2 separate regions of the Homo sapiens genome follow, and region 1 is linked to region 2. Evidence: read pairs that join two places in POLR2A ChIA-PET (ENCODE). Cell type or tissue: Panc1. All regions are shown on one strand. Each heading gives the region's core, and the rest is flanking DNA. Links, peaks and the distances in the headings are about the cores only.

What was found. Peaks named below come from ENCODE experiments on the same cell type or tissue, not always from the same donor. Only the 100,000 strongest peaks of a DNase experiment are listed, where the experiment ranks them.
Region 1: POLR2A ChIA-PET joins it to region 2 with 10 read pairs; 8 of 35 experiments call an interaction of 5 or more read pairs at or near these places.

What each region holds. Positions count from the first base shown.
Region 1 is chr6:37,125,320-37,128,229 of GRCh38, reverse strand. No RefSeq gene overlaps it. Among named protein-coding and RNA genes, the nearest start is that of PIM1, 43 kb to the left of the region's middle. RefSeq lists enhancers at 522-1,199, 1,301-2,279, 2,280-2,910 and a silencer at 1,623-1,917. In Panc1, for the core only: no CTCF peak of the experiment used is centred there; no DNase peak of the experiment used is centred there; H3K4me3 peaks cover 602 bases; H3K27ac peaks cover 2,434 bases.
Region 2 is chr6:37,223,821-37,226,730 of GRCh38, reverse strand. The region is part of intron 1 of TMEM217B (transmembrane protein 217B); the gene reads left to right. All of the region lies in intron 1 of TMEM217 (transmembrane protein 217), which reads left to right. Among named protein-coding and RNA genes, the nearest start is that of TBC1D22B, 32 kb to the left of the region's middle. In Panc1, for the core only: no CTCF peak of the experiment used is centred there; no DNase peak of the experiment used is centred there.

The DNA of each region.
Region 1 (2,910 bases), core at 234-2,733, 98 kb after region 2:
TTTGAGCTGAGTATGGAGATAAGAGAAGGAGGGGAGAGTACATTCCAAACCCAGACAGAAGCTAGAGCAAAGGTACAAAGGCCTGCGTGACCACAGCCTGATCAGGGAACTTGGAGTCCAGCATGTTCTACAGAGAGCTGGCTTGTCTTTTTATGCAAAGAACTTTTACAGGTATCAGTCTATATCATCATTATCGTCAAAGCTTACATTTATAGAATTGATTCTGTGCCAGACACTGCAAAGTGCTTTACTCACATCCTGTTTTATTTTTATTATTTATTTATTTATTTTTTTTTTGAGATAGAGTCTCACACTATTGCCCGGGCTGGAGTGCAATGGCACGATCTCGGCTCACTGCAACCTCTGCCTCCCGGGTTCAAGCGATTCTCCTGCCTCAGCCTCCCAAGTAGCTGGGATTACAGGTGCCCCACCACACCAAGCTAATTTTTGTATTTTCAGTGGAGACGGGGTTTTGCCATGTTGGCCAGGCTGGTCTTGAACTCCTGACCTCAAGTGCTCCACCTGCCTCAGCCTCCCAAAGTGCTGGAATTATAGGCGTGAGCCACTGCACCTGGCCAGAGGGTGGGCTTTTAAATATGGGGAGGACATGCAGTGGGGATGTTAGGATTGAAAGTTAATCAGATTTAGATTTGGAGGGCTATAAATGCCAGACTGGAGAGTTTGAACTTCATTTTGTAATGGTATAAAGAAAAATGGAGGGGAAAGGAATGTCTGTTCTGCCTGGGCACTGAAGTAGCACATACCTTATCACATTCAGCCTTGGTGAGCAATGAAGGTTTTGAACACAGCACAGATACATTTGAAGAAGGTAAACTGTATGGGATGCAGGATGAATGGAAGTGAAGGAGTTTACAAGTGGGGTTCCAGTTTGTAAGTTATGTGAAAATCCACTGGTGAAGAGTAGAGAGTTAGAGCCTAAATTACAGTGATGGCAATGGAATAAAAAGGGAATATTTAATTTTATCCATTTTTGTTTTGTTTTGTCTTTTGGAGACAAGATTTCAGTATGTTGCCCAGGCTAGTCTCAAACTCCTTGCCTCAGGCAATCTTCCCACCTCAGCCTCCCAAAGCACTGGGATCACAGGCATGAGCCACCGTGGCCAGCCCTGGCCCTGGGACATTTTATATAAATATGCTAATATGTGATAAATGTTTTTTTACAGTGAAATTATTCTTAAGGTTTTTGGAGAGAAAATGTATAAAGGCTTTAACTATATAAAGTATGTGTGATTTTAATAAAATTAATGTAGTTATAGTAGTTATACTGAATTGAACCGACAAATATCTTTTTAAACAGAAACTCTGGTTCATCAGTTTTCCACAATTGATTATTTGATTTTTGGATATTAGTTTTTTTGTTTTTTTGTTTTTTTTTACTATGGACCCCACTTGAACAGTTACAATACATTCTCTTGCAAATATTTTCAGCCCAGAATGCCACTTGTTGCCTGTACCCGAATGAAACTCAGATATCTGGAAGCTTGAATCGGAGCCTAAACTTAGCCCCCTACTGACTTGGAGAAGAATCTAAACTTGGCAAAATGCCTCCATCTCTCTTCAGGCAACGGTCAAAAAGTAGCTCCCTAGCCCCCCACCCTCAACTAATGAACTATATCTAATAGCCTCCCTTTAGAGAGTCCTTTGAGAAAGAGATGGCGTTTGTTTTTGACCTCATTATCCATTTCAGCCTGTCCTTGATGAAAATAATCGCCCCTTAGGCAGGTACATTCCTCACATTCCTCTCCCAGTTAGCTGCTAAGACGTCGTTAACCCCAGTGACCATGGGAAAACGCCGCTGTCTGCTTCAGAGAGTCTAAGGGGAGTGGGCCCAAGATAACAAGAGGTGAAGAGGTCAGAGTGGGAGCCCCTTTCATCTTTTCAGGCTGTTTCCAACCCAGACAAAGGATTCTGTCCAGGGGTGCAAAGCCCACGCGGCTTTATTTTATGGTGTGGCCCTGAAAGGGGGCTGGGAGGGCCGTGTCTTATCTGGATATTGTTTTGGAGGCGAATGCCGGGCTCCCGGGAAGTCCTCGACTCCTGGGGGAATGCTAAGTGGAAGGAAGGGCCAGCAGCCCCCACTTGGGCGGAAGAGACCACCCAGCTACTCAGAGGAGGGTGTGAAGGGCTTGAATGGAATGAGCTGCCCTACAGGATTTATCATTCAGACAGTGAGATTAAGGGTGTGAGACTGTTTAGCTGCTTCAAATCAGGGAAGCTCTTGGATTTGCCGCGAAAGAGAGAAAGGGAAGGGGGCAAGTGGCGGGGGAAGGGAGGTCGGGTGGTGTGGAGACGGACGGCAGGCAAGGACAATTTGGAAATCTGTGGGGGAGGGGGAAGATCCGGATTTCCTCCCATCTTGCCGCTAACCTGCTTTACACTTTGAGCAAGTCACTTCTTCCTTTTGCAAAATGAAGGGATTGGAAGGATACCAGAAGGTGCCTCAAGGGGCTGCCTTGGACTAAGGGGAGGGGAAGACTTGTGCTGCTCCACCTCCTCCCCCATACCCTTTCCCCTAACTTGCCTCATTGACTGTGTTTTATTAGAAAAGCAACACAGCCCGTCGGCCCGGCGCGGTGGCTCCCGCCTGTAATCCCAGCACTTTGGGAGGCCGAGGCGGCGGATCACGAGGTAAGGAGATCGAGACCATCCTGGCTAACAGAGTGAAACCCCGTCTCTACTAAAAATACCAAAAAAAAAAAAAAAAAAAAATTAGCCGGGCGTGGTGGCGGGCGCCTGTAGTCCCAGCTACTCGGGAGTCTGAGGCAAGAGAATAGCGTGAACCCGGGAGGCGGAGGTTGCAGTGAGCCGAGATCGCGCCACTGCACTCCAGCCTGGGCGACAGAGCGAGACTCCGTCTCAAAAAAAAAAAAAAAAAAAGGGAAAAGCATA
Region 2 (2,910 bases), core at 270-2,769:
AATTAGCTGGGTGTGGTTGCACGCGCCTGTAATCCCAGCTACTCAGGAGGCTGAGGCAGGAGAATCGCTTTAACCTGGGAGGCGAGATCGTGCCACTGCACTCCAGCCTGGGCAACAGAGCAAGACTCTGTCTCGGCCGGGCGCAGTGGCTCACGCCTGTAATCCCAGCACTTTGGGTGGCCGAGGCGGGCGGATCACGAGGTCAGGAGATCGAGACCATCCTGGCTAACACGGTGAAACCCCGTCTCTACTCAAAATACAAAAAAAAAAATTAGCTGGGCGCCGTGGCAGGCGCCTATAGTCCCAGCTACTTGGGAGGCTGAGGCAGGAGAATGGCGTGAACCCGGGAGGCGGAGCTTGCAGTGAGCCAAGATAGCGCCACTGCACTCCAGCCTGGGCGAAAGAGCGAGACTCTGTCTCAAAAAAAAAAAAAAAAAAAAAAAAAAAAAGACTGTCTCAAAAAAACAAAATAAAACAAAACAAAACAAAAAAAGAGAATGGTGATCTTGAGATAAAGGGGAGATATCTCTTTATGAGGAGATGGTAAATAAGCATAGACTCAGTGAAATAAGCATGTAGACAGGAAGAATCTGCTGGATTCTTCAAAAGAGCAAAGTCAAAGGAGGTGCTAGATCCCAGTAGATCACTAGTTCTCATTACACTTCGTCAATAAAGAAGTTTAGGTAGTATAATGTGGTACAAGCTAAGCCACTGTAACAAAGAAACCCCAAAAGACAATGGCTGATTTATGATAGGAGTTTATTTCTCTCTCAAGTAGCAATGACCCACGGCTGATAGGGTAGGTCATAGATCAGTTCCAATCATGGCTAAAAAACAGGAAGGGGGAAAGGGAGAAGGTGAGAGCACCCCTAATTCTTTTATGAGCAAGACTGTAAAGTGGCACCCATCACTTGCATTTGCATCCCGTTGGTCATGGGGCCACACAAATCAGCAAGGGAAGCTGGGAAATGCAGTCATTAGCTGGGTGGCCATGTGTCTAGCTAAAGGTAAAAGTGAAAAGGGAGAAATGAATGTTGGGAGACAATTATCAGTCTTTGCTAGGGATAGACCAATGGGAACCCAAAATTTTAATGAGATTTTTAAGAAGTACAAAGAGGACGTTTGCTATCTGTTTTAGTTGGATGGGAGGCAATGAACACAGCAAGGCCAATTACGCCACAGTATGCCACAGGTGTGAGATTAGATTACATGTCTTTTTCCACTCTTTTTATTTTTTTCCTTAGGGAACTCAGGTATACAGAATTGGATTATTCATAATCCTAGGTCATAGAAAACAGTCATCATTAATACATGCATGGCCCACTTTTGTTCTTTTATTTACTAGCTTGTTTTTTTTAAACTATGATGAACACTTGTGAATCTCTCATTCAACCCAAGAAACAGAATAATGCCTCATAATTATCTATGTGCCCCTGCCCCTATCCCTGCCCCTTGCACTTCAGAAGTAACCACAATCCCAAATATTGTATCTATTATCCTCTTACTTTTGGTAATTTTTTTTTCTTTTTTTTAGTCAGAGTCTCGCTCTGTCACCGAGGCTGGAGTGCAGTGTCACAATCTTGGCTCACTGCAACCTCTGCCTCCCAGGCTCAAGTGATTCTCATACCTCAGCCTCCGGAGTAGCTGAGATTACAGGGATGTGCCACCACCACACCTAGGTAATTTTTGGTTTTGGTGGTGGTGTTTTTTTTTTTTTTTTTATAGAGATGGGCCATGTTGGGCAGGTTGGTTTCGAACTCCTGTACTCAAGCAATTCACCTGCCTCAGCTTCCCAAAGTGCTGGGATTACAGGCATGAGCCACCATGACTGGTCTTCCCTTACTTTTATAATAAAGTTTTATTCACATATATATGTATGGCCAAAAAATATATTCTTAAATTTTGCTTGGTTTTGATTTTTATGAAAAGGTTATCATCATACTGTGTGCTCTCAATCTTGAAAAATATTTTAGAAAAATATTTACAGTGGCTCACTCCTGTAATCCCAGCTGCTCAGAAGGCTGAGGTGGGAGGGTCACTTGAGGCCAGGAGTTTGAGACCAGCCTGGGTAACATGGCGAGATGCTGTCTCTCCAAAAATAAAAGGTTTTTTTTTCGTTTGTTTGTTTGTTTTTGAGAGGAGTCTCGCTCTGTCACCCAGCCTGGAGTGCAGTGGTGTGATCTTGGCTCACTGCAAGCTCTGCCTCCTGGGTTCACGCCATTCTCCTGACTCAGCCTCCCGAGTAGCTGGGACCACAGGTGCCCGCCACCACGCCCGGCTAATTTTTTGTATTTTTAGTAGAGACAGGGTTTCATCATGTTAGCCAGGATGGTCTCGATCTCCTGACCTCATGATCCGCCCACCTCAGCCTCCCAAAGTGCTGGGATTACAGGCATGAGCCACTGCACCCAGCTAAAAAAAATTTCTTTTTTAATGAGCTGCATGTGGTAGTATGCACCTGTGGTCCCAGCTAGTTAAAAGGCTGAGGCAGAGGCCGGGCGCGGTGGCTCACGCCTGTAATCCCAGCACTTTGGGAGGCCGAGGCAGGCGGATCATTTGAGGTCAGGAGTTCAAGACCAGCCTGGCCAACATGGTAAAACTCTGTCTCTACTAAAAATACAAAAAAATGAGCCAGGCATGGTGGTGGGCGCCTGTAGTCCCAGCTACTCGGGAGGCTGAGGCAGGAGAATCGCTTGAACCCAGGAGGCGGAGGTTGCAGTGAGCTGAGATCGTGCCACTGCATTCCAGCCTGGTGACAGAGTGAGATCCTGTCTCCAGAAAAAAAAAAAAAGGCTGAGGCAGGAGGCTCTGTTGAGCTCAGGAGTTTGAGGCTGCAGTGAGCTATGATTGCATTACTCCATTCTGGCCTGGGCAACACAGCAAGACTCCATCTCTATAAATAAATATATA